Regions from separate parts of the Homo sapiens genome. Here region 1 is linked to region 2. A link is a contact called in ENCODE Hi-C or POLR2A ChIA-PET data. All regions are on one chromosome and are shown on one strand. The core of a region is the stretch at or near the end of the contact, and the rest is flanking DNA. Distances in the headings are between cores, read along the strand shown.

Region 1 (6,050 bases), core at 2,967-5,466, 350 kb before region 2:
CTATCGTGTGGCCACTTTTCATGACTGCGAGGACGCCGCACGCGAGCTGCAGAGCCAGATACAGGAGGCCCGAGCCGACTTAGCCCGCAGGGGGCTGCGCTTCTGACAGCCTAACCCCATTCCTGTGCGGACAGCCCTTCCTCCCATTTCCCATTAAAGAGCCAGTTTATTTTCTAACTTCGTTTAGTTTGAGTATGGAAAACGGGTATTGGGGATTCTATGTACTAACGGTCGAGAAGTGAATGTGAAAGAACCACCTTCTTGAGGCCATCTCAGCCTTTATCTTTGCATCTTGCTGGTGTTCCCATTTTTGCTCCCAAGGAGGCAAAGACCCCTTCTCAATATTTCTCAGGATGGAAATGACATTTCACTTTCCTGGTCCTTTCAACCCTGTAGGAAGTACTTCTTTTTTTTTTTTTTTGAGACGGAGCCTTGCTCTGTCGTCCAGGCTGGAGTGCAGTGGCGTGATCTCGGCTCACTGCAAGCTCCGCCTCCCGGGTTCACGCCATTCTCCTGCCTCAGCCTCCTGAGTAGCTGGGACTACAGGCGCCTGCCACCACGCCTGGCTAATTTTTTGTATTTTTAGTAGAGTCGGGGTTTCACCGTGTTGGCCAGGATGGTCTGATCTCCTGACCTCGTAATCCGCCCGCCTCGGCCTCCCAAAGTGCTGGGATTACAGGTGTGAGTCACCGCGCCCGGCGTACTACTTCTTTTTTTTTTTTTTTTTGAGACAGGGTCTCACTCTGTTGCCCAGGCTGGAGTGCAGTGGTGCAATCATGGCTCACTGCAGCCTCACCCTCCCAGGCTCAAACAGTTCTCCCACCTCAGCCTCCAGAGTAGCTGGGACTACAGGCATATGCCACCACGCCACCAGGCTAATGTTTAATTTTTTGTAGTGACAGGGTCTCGCTGTGTTGCTCAGGCTGTTCTCAAACTCCTGGGCTCAAGTGATCCTCCTGCCTGGGCCTCCCAAAGTGCTGTGATTACAGACATAAGCCACCTTACCCGGCCAGAAGTACTTTCTTGAAGCCTAAGTTCCATTCTTCATAACATCCAAGTTTTGTTATTTTTAAGGCCTTCCTGGGTCTTTCCAACCTTTTGGTTCTTTGAGATACCTTTTCTGAGCCTACCCTACCAACCTGAGAATAACTGTGGATCTATCCTTCACCAAACCAGGCAGGTTTAGAATTATGAGTAGAGAATGAACCATCGTGGGCAGGGGTGGGGAACACTTTATTTTAAGGCATATTCATATCAGCATATAAGGCATATTCATATCACAATGGCACGATCTCAGCTCACTGCAACCTCCACCTCCTGGGTTCAAGCAATTCTCCTGCCTCAGCCTCCCAAGTATCTGGGATTACAGGCATGTGCCATCATGCCTGGCTAATTTTGTATTTTTAGTAGAGATGGGGTTTCACCATGTTAGTCAGGTTGGTCTTGAACTCCTGACCTCAGGCGATCCGCCCACCTTGGCCTCCCAAAGTGCTGGGATTACAGGCGTGAGCCACCGCGCCCGGCCTTTTAAGGCATATTCTAAAGATTGCACCCCAACCTCCAAAATTAAAAAAAAAAATCTCTAAAAAATAAAAAGTGATTTCATCTCCTAGGCCCCAATCAATCATCTAAGTAAAGCTTTTTCTTTGGTCCTTTTATCCTCAAAGTCATCTCTTGTTCCCACAACCCACTGCACCTGGGAAGCTGGACAGCAGGCCCAGCTGAAACAAGGAGGTCTCTTTGGTTCAGGTTGGCACTAAGGTGCCCAGTGGTCAGATGAGCAGCCTCAGGTTTGCAGGAGCCAGTAGTTCCTGTCTTGCTCCTGGGGGTACTTCCAGAAAAGCCAGAAGCGGATAAAGCTGGTGACGATTCCTGGAAAGTTGGACACCTGAAATCACAAGAACTGCTATGAGGAGAGGAGCCAGTTTTCCATCTTGCACCCCTGTCACCCCATCCCAGTTGTGCTTACCATGATATAGGGATCTCTGAGTCGAAACCCATAGAGGCACCAGGAGGCAGAGGTGAGAAGGGTAGCAATGGTGAGTGGGTAGGAGAGACATTGGGTTGATTTAGTTTGAATCACCTTAGCCTGTGGGAAAGAATGGAAGACTCTCTTGGCCCAAGCACATCGTAAAGCTTCACTTGCCTAAGAATTTCCTCAAGAAAAAGGTCAGACACCCTCCCTGATCTGTCACCCAACCTTTCCTGCCTCCCACTCGCCCACTTCTACTGCCTTGTCTTCTTCCAGGGTTTGGATCTCCCCTTCCTCGGGACTGTAAGCCATAGTATTTGGCTATGAGAGCCTGACTCTTATCTCTCCTACCTCCTTGGACACCCCCACTCACCAAGTCAGCCAGTGGTGAGAGGTACATGCTGATGGTGAAGACACTGCAGAAGAGGCCCAACTGCTGAAGCCGGGCCTCAGGGTTGGGTACCAGGAGCCAAAAGTAGCCATAACCCAGGAGAAGGACCCCTAGCAGGGTTGCAGTCTGTAGGAGCACAACACGCTGCAGGGGAGAGAGTACCCTTACTTCCAGATGTGCACTCTGACTTCCCTGCTAGAGTTAATTCATCCTGCCTTCTCCAGTGCTCCAATGGGGAAGCCAAGCTGTCTAGGCCTCCAGCACTGCACTGTCACAGCTTCTTTCCCACCACCAACTTGATAGGAAAGTCTTATCCACCCACAACACTGGAGACTTCTGGGGGAGATAAATATGTGTTTTTTTCTGTGTGCTTGGCACACACAGTAGGAGCTTCATAAATGCTTGTGTGATTTAGCAGGGACGCAGAGCTAATCATCTCATTCTCACCCACAGGCCCTGGCTCTGAAAGAAATATCAGAGACAAAAGCCCTTTCCCCTTAGCTTGTTGGCTGAAGCCCAGGGCAGGCAGCATAGGCATCTCAGGCTAGGCAGAGCTACCAGCCTTGCCTAAATGGGGGCAATGTGTTCATCTCAGAAGGCTGGCTTCATAGAGGAAGGGGACCTGCAAGGCTGGAGAGGCCTTCCTGGAAAAGGTGGCAGTGCCAGCTGTTACAGTCTTCTAGGAAATAGTGTTTGCCCTGCCAGCAAGGCAGGGCGTGCAGCAGATAGGTGGGTCCAAGGGAGGGCCTCTACCTTCCGAGGGCAGTAATGCAGATATGCCAAGATATACAGGGTCTGAAGCGCAGCACCCACTGTGTTGACGACGATGAGGATCCCGTCTCCCTTCAAAGCCCCATAACTCAGCCAGCCCAGGTTGCTGCAGGGTGGAGGGGATGGACATGGCTCAAAGGGTTCAGTGTGAGAGGAGGACCCAAAGGGTCTTTCACTCTTTTTTTTTTTTTGAGACGTAGTCTCGCTCTGTCGCCCAGGCTGGAGTGCGGTGGCACGATCTCGGCTCACTGCAAGCTCCGCCTCCTGGGTTCACGCCATTCTCCTGCCTCAGCCTCCCGAGTAGCTGGGACTACAGGCGCCCGGCACCACGCCCGGCTAATTTTTTGTATTTTTAGTAGAGACGGGGTTTCACCGTGTTAGCCAGGATGGTCTGGATCTCCTGACCTCGTGATCCGCCCGTCTCGGCCTCCCAAAGTGCAGGGATTACAGGCGTGAGCCACCGCGCCCGGCCAAACCTCTTTCACTCTTGCTCCTCCTGCCCCGCCCCCACCTCCCTCTGGTAGCCTTTCCCACTACCGCAGCCGTCGGCCCCTCACTTGACTTCCGTGGTGAGAAAGGGCAGGAACTGGACGTTGTCCACACTCCGGGTCATTCGCATGTGCCTGAGGTCCGAGCTGTAATGGGGCCCCGAAGGGAGGGGTGGGGGTGGGAAGGGAGAAGCAGAGTGCTAGAGGGGGATGCCCAATGCCTGTCATCCTTTCCGGACCACCGCAGACCCCGCCCCCTCTCCCCCCCGCCAGCTATCCTGCCTTCTCCTTCAGGCCTAGTGACCAGCCTCGCCCTTGTACCCCGGTCCCCTCGACCCGATCCCACTTTGATCCCGGTTCCGGACGAGCCAGGTGCTGTGGCCACGTCTCTGTCCCCTCTCTCTCCTTTCCTGACTGCCTAGTCCTCCCCAACCCAGCCCGGCCGCACTCTCACAGGCCGGCGGAGAACATGCCAAGGGTGAAGACCACGCATGCTCCGTAAATGAGCGAGTCCAGAAAGCCGCCCGCCTCCATTACGACTAGAGTCGGATCCCGCGCCCAGCGCCCGCCGCGAGCCTGCGGTTGCCGGGACCTACTGCAGCCCAGACCTGCGGCTCTGGAGCCCCGCCCCGCGCACTCGGCTCCGCCCCCGCACGCTCGGGCCGTCCCTCCGGAAACTGCGCCGAAGCCCCACCCTCCCTCCGACGCCGAACCGGAACTCGCGCCCCTCTCCTCCGAGCGCCTTCCCAGTACCCTGGTCCAGACCTCTTCCATGTCCCGGTCAGTCCCCTTCCTAGGGCTCCGCGGGTGTGTCCCCGATACCTGCCGCTGCTCACACTCTGCCTACCCCTTGGATCATCTAGACGCCCCCAGTCTCAACGCTCGTGTTCCCACAGGCCTGTGCGCCTTCGGCGGTGGACCTCCAAACAAAAGCTTGCTAGTTTAACAAGACTTCAGCACGCTTTCCATCCAGAGCTCCACATCAGAACCTCAGTTGCCCAGGGTTTGGGAAGTTTTTTTCTGGAGTGTGCTGCCGAAGCTTTTTCTCAAAATAACACATTACCAGGAATCACCAAGCCTTCCTCTTTTGCCCTCCCTCTCGGGTCAACTTTACATGACGTGGCCAATCCACTGACGCCTCTATCACTGACCCCCGGTCCAACCCACTTGTTACTGGGAACTTTCCCTCCCAGCCTCCCACACGTCTCTGCTAGTGTGGCTGTGGGGCGGGGCCGCATGCCTCAGCTGGCGTTCCCAGCTTCCCTGACTCACCGAAACAGCGTGAGTACCTGAATGGTAGTATGCCAAAGCCCTGCGGTGACGGAGTGGGAGTGGGGTAGAGGTCGGATAGGAAGAACTTCCAGAGTGGAGTGCAGCTCAGAACCCGAGAGACAGCTGTCAGGAGCACTCCGGTCCTGGACAGCCCTCAGAGGAGGAAACATCCCACCCTTTTGGCCTCGTGAGGGGCACACATTCTTTGGAGAGAAAGAAATTCAAACCCAGTTGCTACTGTTGTAGCACAGAGAGCCTCGCACTTAGCAGGGACTCAATGGTCATATGTTTTAATATGGAGTGGCAGAAAAGCATGTCCGAAAAAACACATTGCTTTATTTTGAGACAAAGAACATTGTATAAAAAAACTCCAGTTGTAGAAATCAGGACAGACACACAGCAACTTATATACAGATACTATACACGTGGGCCCTGCCCTTTAGGCTACACTCTAGGCAGAATGTACACATGGGCACTGCCCTTACAGCTACACTCTAAGAACAGGTTGGCACAGCCCCCCTGCTGGCACAGCTCTGGGGAGTGCTGCCCCAGGATGGGAGAGAATGCAGTACCTGGCTACAAACTTCTCTGTGGCAGCTCCACAGATGAGGTCTTGCTGGGAGATGCTGGGTCAGCCCAAGCATGCTGCCTCTCCTGTACCTGGCTTCCAAGCAAGAAACTGTTTCTTGCTTTTCCTTCAGTCAGTTCATCTGGGCATCCTGGCTCTCTCCTGGAGGGGGCATCTTTGACAAGCTTTGCCCATCCACGTGGCCCCTTCCAGCTCAGCTCCCACTGTGCCTTAAGGGACCATGCCTGCACAGCTTGTTTCTTTGGCTTAAAGGCAGGAATGGTGGGAAAGGACTGTCTCCACTTCTTTCTCCATCCCTCCGAGGTGAAGGTGGGGATGGCACTGTCGGGCTGGTTGGCCTCCTTCCGGTTGAAAACCTTAATACTGACCCGTTTTGAGGCTGCTAGGTGATAGCTTATGCCTGTGGTGGGAGTGGTTCCCAGGGCTGGGGGCTCTGAAAGTGGCCCCAAGACAGGTTTGGAGTGCCTGTCCCTCTCTTCAGCCTGTCCCTCTTTAAGGCCAGGTGTGGCATACACCTTCACGGGGTTTGCAGCAGCAGAAGTGGAAGGAGCAGCACAGTCCAGGCAA
Region 2 (6,239 bases), core at 1,543-4,042:
TCCTGCCCCCTCCTCCAGCTACCCCTTGGCTGCTTCTCAGGCTTAGGGATGTACCTACCAGCAGCCAGCGTCAGCCTATGGGAGGACAGAGAAAGTGGCAGCGTGGGCCCTGGAAGCAGGCCTGGGGCCTTTTTGGACAGGGGACTCTGGGCGTCTGGATATCCAAACGGGGGTTTAGAAGGTGGAGGCAGACAAGGCCTCTTGGCCCTGTGGGCTTCTGACTCCACGGGGTGTGGTGTGACTTAAGGAGGGGTCAAGCAGGGCCCTCTAGTGTGGGGGACCCAGAGCCAGAGCTCCAGGTGTCTGGATCCAGGGCAGTACCTGTGGGCATTGAACACACAGCAGCACAGACCCCGAATTGCAAATAGTGCCCCCAGTCACCAAACTGGCCCTCTCCATAGCCATATCTTTGTTTGCTTCTGCGCATCTCTAGCAGACACGCAGTTCTAAGCTCCTGGTTCATCAGGAACTTGCATCCTGATCTCCGCTGTACCCCACGGGTCTTGGCATTGTACCTGGCACGCTGAGGCCAGATCCGCAGTGACCTCTCACCAGCAGCAGTCGCTGTGGTGATGGTGGCTGCCGCATGCCCTGGCCCTGGCCCTGGCCCTGGCCCTGGTCCCTCCCTCCCAAATGGAGGGAATGGTGGAGCAGGTTTCCTTTCTCAACCGTGGGGAGGGCCACCACTTCCCACAGGGAGCCTAGGCCTCTGCCCTCAGTGGGGGAGCGGAGTGGGCCACTGACTAACGCGGCTTTCAGTGCCTACGATAGGAATTCACATGGAGAGGTGGCCTTGAAATAAGTGCCTTGTTTAATCTTCATGCCCTGGAAGTATTTTTCACAAGGTGGCTTAGTTAGAGGGGCTGTGGATCTGGTAATGAGGCTGGCCTTGGAGGGGGAGACTTGTGAGAGGAGCTCAGCTATGAACACTTCTAGCAGGGCTGTATTCATAAAATCCTGGGGGCTCCCAGGGGATTTGAAGCTCTACACAGAAAATTACAGGGCAGGAAAGGACCTGGGCAATTATTTTTCCTCCAAGAATGGCCATGCTTAAAACATCACCATTAGGCGCCACAAGTGGCTTTCTCCATGACAGCTCTTTTAAAAAATACTTTATTGGGTTTTTTTAAATTACAAAAGCAATATAGGCTTCTTTTAACACAGAGGTGTGTTCTCATTATCAAAAGGAAAAAAATCAATAGGTTCCCTGATTCCCATCTCCCTGCGTCCCCAGTAGTACCAGTGTTAACAATTTAGTGTTTAGCCAGAGGTGATTAATGCACCTTTTGTGTGTGCTTATACAAAAATGTACCAACATGCATACACATATATGGGCATTTTTGTTTTTATGTGTTGGTGTTTGCTTTTTTAAAAAAGAGGAATCACACTATACCCATTATGCTGTAAGTTTCTCTTTTTACTTAGCAATATATCATGAACATTTTCTAAGTCAATACATATAGATCCACTTCATTTTTAAAAACAGCTACATAATGTTCCCCAGTATGAGTACCATAATATATTCAGCTGTTTCCCTATTGATGTGTATTCAGGTTGTTTCCAGGGTTTTTTAAAAAATTATAATAAGCAGTTCTTTTAAAATATTCTTTGATTTCTTTTTCTATCTTGTGCATATGTTACAAAAGACTCTTTTGCCTTAGGAGGATTATAAAAATGGTGAACAATTAAAATATTTCTTTACAGTCACATTGATATAGTTTTGACACCTTAAACCCTTTATGTATTCATTTGGGTGGCCCTGGGCGCTGTGCCTGGCACTGTGGAGGACAGTGACCAAGGAGATGTCTGTCCTCAAGGACCCCTGCTTTAGTGAGGGTGCTGACAAGCAGGTGGACAGGAATGCGGCTCAGATGGACGATCAAGAAGGAGGTTTCGGCCAGAATGGAAACTTAATAGATGAGAGTGTGGCCTCTTGGTTTAAATCCTGTCTCCACCACTTAGTTGCTATGAGGTCTGGGGGATGTTCACTTTTCTTATGGGGCTATTGTGAGACTCAAAGAGTTGATGTAAAGAAAAGTGCTTAGGAGGCCAGGTGTGGTGGCTCATGCCTGTAATCCCAGCACTTTGGAAGGCCGAGGATGGCTGATCATATGAGGCTAGGAGTTTGAGACCAGCCTGGCCAACATCGCAAAACCCCACCTCTACTAAAAATACAAAAATTAGCCGGGTGTGGTGGTGCACAGCTACTCGTGGTAGCTGGGTACTAATCCCAGCTACTCGGGAGGCTGAGGCAGGATAATTGCTTGAACCCAGGAGGCAGAGGTTGTAGTGAGCCATAATCGTGCCACTGTACTCTAGCCTGGAAGACAGAGTGAGACTCTTGTCTCAAAAAAAAAAAAAAAAAAAAAAAAAAAGAAAAAGAAAAGTGCTTAGGCCCCAGCCAACAAGTTGGACTCACCAAATGGCTTGTTGCTGTTTGAAGTGCTGCCCCCGCCACTGGGAGATCAGGAAAAGCTCCCCCTGAAGGGGTGACAGTGCAGCTGGCCCTTGGGAAGGAGGTGAAGGGCCTTTTAGTCAGTTGGGGAAAAAACAAACACTCCCTGCCCACCACCACCACCTGGTCCTGACCTCAGTTCTTCAGCTCCCTAGGCTGTTCAAAGATCCAAAAACCTATTTATTTTTAGTTGCTAAAAATATCCCCTAAGCCAGGGTTAAAGAATTTCTCCCTTAGTGGTAAACAGGTGACTTAGAACCAATCAGGGCCCAGCAGCCCCAGTGATGATGCTGTTCCTCCCCTACCCCCAAACATTCAGCAGGATCCTTTCATGTGTCAAAAGGAAAGAAACTTATCAGAAACTTCCTGTTGAGAAAACGATACCTCTTACCCCAGACTTAGCAGATGCACAGAAACCTTTGACTCCTGGATCTGCCAAGGCACACAAAGAACCAGAAACACCTATTGGCCTGGCCTGGGATAGGCAAACACTGGGGCTCAGCCCAACAAGCCTTCCTAGCACAGCCTGGGGGCAGCACACACAGTAGTCAAGAGAGCTGCCTGCCCTGGCTGTAGAGCCTAGGTCTGCCCCTTATTAACTGTATGACCTGTAGTAAATTATTTAGCCTCTCCGAGCCTCAGTTTCCCTGTCTGTAAAATAGAAATAAGAATACCTGTCTCAAAATCCTGTTAAGGACTAAATGAGATGGTGCCTGTAAGGCACACAGCACAGGACCTGGTGCACAGTGAGGCTGCAATACATGGCCCCTGCTGTTACCATTGTTAATGGAGACCGCCGCCCTGCTCCCTCCGCCCCCTGAAACGGGGGCTAGCACTCCCCAACTGTCTGGCCATCCTTCTCCAGCTGCCATTTGGGGATTGGCTCTGTGACAAGCAGGGGGCACAGGGCCTGGGGAATACTGGAGGAAGGCACCCAGCCCCACCTGGGAGTCAGAAGGGACCAGCTTAGGCCTGTGGAAGGGTGGGACGCTGGATCTGGAGGTCTCTGGTGAAGAAGCTGAGAAGAGGGAGTGCTTGTACAGAAGATGGAAGGGCGCAAGCTTAGGGGTTACTGGTAACTTGGTTTAGCTGGGATGAGACACCGGGTGTGGCAGGTGATGGGGATAGAGGGGCCAGCTGGTGCCAGGTGGGAAAAGGCCCTTTTGGCCAAGTGCAGCTAGGAGGGTGGACACTCTGGGTTGCCACGGAAAGGTTCTAGAAGGGGAGGTGACATGATTTGGTTTGTATTTTAGAACATTTGCTCTGGCAGCAATGTAAAGATGGCTGGGGTGGAGCACATGATGAGACCAAGGTGTGGCCACAGCAACCCAAGGATTGGCCGGGGTCACTTGGCCTTACTGCTTCAAATATAATTGGTTACAAACTCCCACCCCACACAGGAGGGGACCCGGTGTCTTTCCACTGGTCTCTGGGGGCTTGGAAACTTCCATTTCTCTCTTGACAGCTCATCTGATGCCAAACTCTTTCTGCTGAATTCTCCACCTCCATCCTGTACTTAGTAACCGCTTTAGGCACCCTTCCTGTTCCTGTTGCTCCTCGAGGGACCCATGACCAAGGCCTCTAGGTTAGCTGACATTTCCATGGATCTGGAGCAAGGGGAAGGGGTGAGGTGGTGGTGGCACAACAGATAAGACAGCGCTGAACGCCACATGCTCCTGATCTTACAGTCTCAGCACTGTCCCTGTCTCATGGGTGGTCAAGTCCTCAGTGGGCTCCGGCCTCCCCCTCTCATGGGACTGGCCCAAGGTGCTGCTTAGCCAGCTCCCCTCTCCTTCCAGTCCCACAGCTCACAATCCCCCATCTCCAGTGTTCCTGTTCATTTCTAGGGCACATATATTAAGCCCTGTGTTGGTCTCCTCTGACCCCACCCCAAGCCTGTCCAGAGGAATCTTCTTCATTAGCAAACATGCTGGGGTGCATAAGTGGGCTCCTAAACTAAGATGGTCTCTTCCTCGCTAGGGACCCCATCACCAGGTCTCCATAGAGGCCTGTTCACTGGCGGGAAGAGGAGGAAGGGAAAGATGATAAATGGATATTGTATCTGTGGAAATGAAAGCCGTGGTCTTAGTTCCACAAACATAGCCCAGTCTAGATTACAGATAACGATGTGGGTTTCCCAGGTGGTGTGGACACCAGGGATAGAACCCAGTTTATTTTAATCATATATTGATTCTCTGGTCAGCAAAGATTCTTCTGAGAATGAGCATTTAAAGGGTGGGCTTGAGTTTTCTTTCTTTTCTTTTTTCTTTTTTTTTTTTTGAGATGGAGTCTCGTTCTGTCACCCAGGCTGGAGTACAGTGGTGCGATCTCGACTCACTGCAAGCTCTGCCTCCCGGGTTCAGGCCATTCTCCTGCCTCAGCCTCCCGAGTAGCTGGGACTACAGGCGCCCACCACCACGCCCGGCTAGTTTTTTTGTATTTTTAGTAGAGATGGGGTTTCACCGTGTTAGCCAGGATGTTCTCAATCTCCTGACCTCATGATCCGCCCGCCTCGGCCTGCCAAAGCGCTGGGATTACAGGCGTGAGCCTCCGCGCCCAGCCGAGTTTTCTTTAGAAGACAAAGTAAAGCCCAAACTGGCCAGCCCCCAAATAGAGTGCCTGCTTAGCAGGCTGGCAGGTGAAAGGGCGTGGGACTTGGAAGACACAGAATGCTGCAAGCCCCAGGCAATTGATTGAACCTGTCTTGGTTTGGGTTTCTTCATCTGCTAAATGGATGTATGACTCCCTTACAGGGACATTATGAGATGGCAATGAAATGGTATGTGCAGAATCACCTGGCTCGGCCCACAGTCTGGCTTTTGGGTAATTTTGACACAAAAGGGAATAGCTATGAACTGAATTGTGTCTCCCCAAAACGCATTTGTTGAGGCCCTAACCTCCAATGTAACTGCCTTGGAGAAAGGGTCTGTGGGAGGTAATTAAGTTTAAATAAGGTCATAAGGATGAGGTCTAGTCCTATAGGACTGCAGCTCTAGGAGAAGAGAAAAAGAGAGATCCCTCTCCCTTTCTCTGCCATGTGAGGACACAGTGAGATGGCAGCCACCTGCAAGCCGGGAAGAGAGCCTGACCGTGTTGGCACCCTGATCTCAGACTTCCAGCCTCCAGAACTGTGAAAAAATACATTTCTGTTTTTTGAGTTACCCAGTCTATGATATTTTGTTTCGGAGGCCCGAGCTGTGGTGCATATTTAACCTGTGGGCAGTGTGTTTTCAGAAAGTGGTGACATGGTGCACATGGCCCTGGTGGGAGTGGGTCTGTGGTCTCCTGTCCTTTGAGGAAGCTCCTTCTGTGACATCCAAGGTCCCAATGATCTGGGTCCTGCTACCTTCTTGGTCTCACCTGGTATCATCCCTCACTTCTTTCTCACATTGGTCTTCTTTCTTTTATCTCTCCAACTCTCTAAGCTCCATCCTGCCTTGGGGTTTTTGCACATGCTGTCCCCTCTGTAATGCATACCTTTGCAAGGCTCACTTTGGATTCAGAGGTCCCTTCCATAGAGAGCCCTCCCTGTCCTGGCTGTCTGGGACTTCTCTCATTTCCTTTGCCCTGTCTTATTCTCTTCCTGGCAGGCATCACTCTCTAAAATTAAATGGTTTACCTGTTTAATATCTGTTTTCCTCCCCTGAAATGTAAGCTCTGTGGGGACAGGGGCCTTGTCTACTTGTCTTGCTATATCCCTAGAGCTTACCAAGGACTGTCACATAATGGGGGCTCAACTCATGCTCAATGAATGAATGAGTGAATAAGCTGATCGGGGCAAAGC

The links. A loop is a pair of places that touch in the nucleus more often than their neighbours do. ChIA-PET counts read pairs that join two places held with the same protein, here RNA polymerase II (POLR2A). Pooled maps may share reads with other maps.
Region 1: a pooled map shows a loop between it and region 2 (2.8-fold over the local background). The contact joins the promoter of SLC50A1 here to the enhancer-like site in region 2. A Hi-C loop is called at or near these places in 1 of 50 pooled maps. POLR2A ChIA-PET finds 5 or more read pairs at or near these places in 3 of 52 experiments (HCT116, activated B cell and activated T-cell).

The regions. Positions count from the first base shown.
Region 1 is chr1:155,134,018-155,140,067 of GRCh38, reverse strand. It overlaps SLC50A1 (solute carrier family 50 member 1), which reads right to left and starts at 4,216. Exons shown (of 6, transcript NM_018845.4): 1 at 4,077-4,216; 2 at 3,692-3,769; 3 at 3,117-3,240; 4 at 2,346-2,507; 5 at 1,970-2,089; 6 at 1,215-1,888. The coding sequence starts at 4,156. The coding sequence ends at 1,787. EFNA1 (ephrin A1) reads right to left here. Exons shown (of 5, transcript NM_004428.3): 5 at 5,169-6,050. The coding sequence ends at 6,001. DPM3 (dolichyl-phosphate mannosyltransferase subunit 3, regulatory) reads left to right here. Exons shown (of 2, transcript NM_153741.2): 2 at 1-177. The coding sequence ends at 106. RefSeq lists a silencer at 4,176-4,415 and an enhancer at 4,686-4,775.
Region 2 is chr1:154,781,709-154,787,947 of GRCh38, reverse strand. The region is part of intron 2 of KCNN3 (potassium calcium-activated channel subfamily N member 3); the gene reads left to right. Among named protein-coding and RNA genes, the nearest start is that of KCNN3, 85 kb to the left of the region's middle. Within about 2 kb of position 2,792, at least 6 of the 41 ENCODE cell types and tissues checked have a DNase peak (open chromatin) inside an H3K27ac peak, as active enhancers do.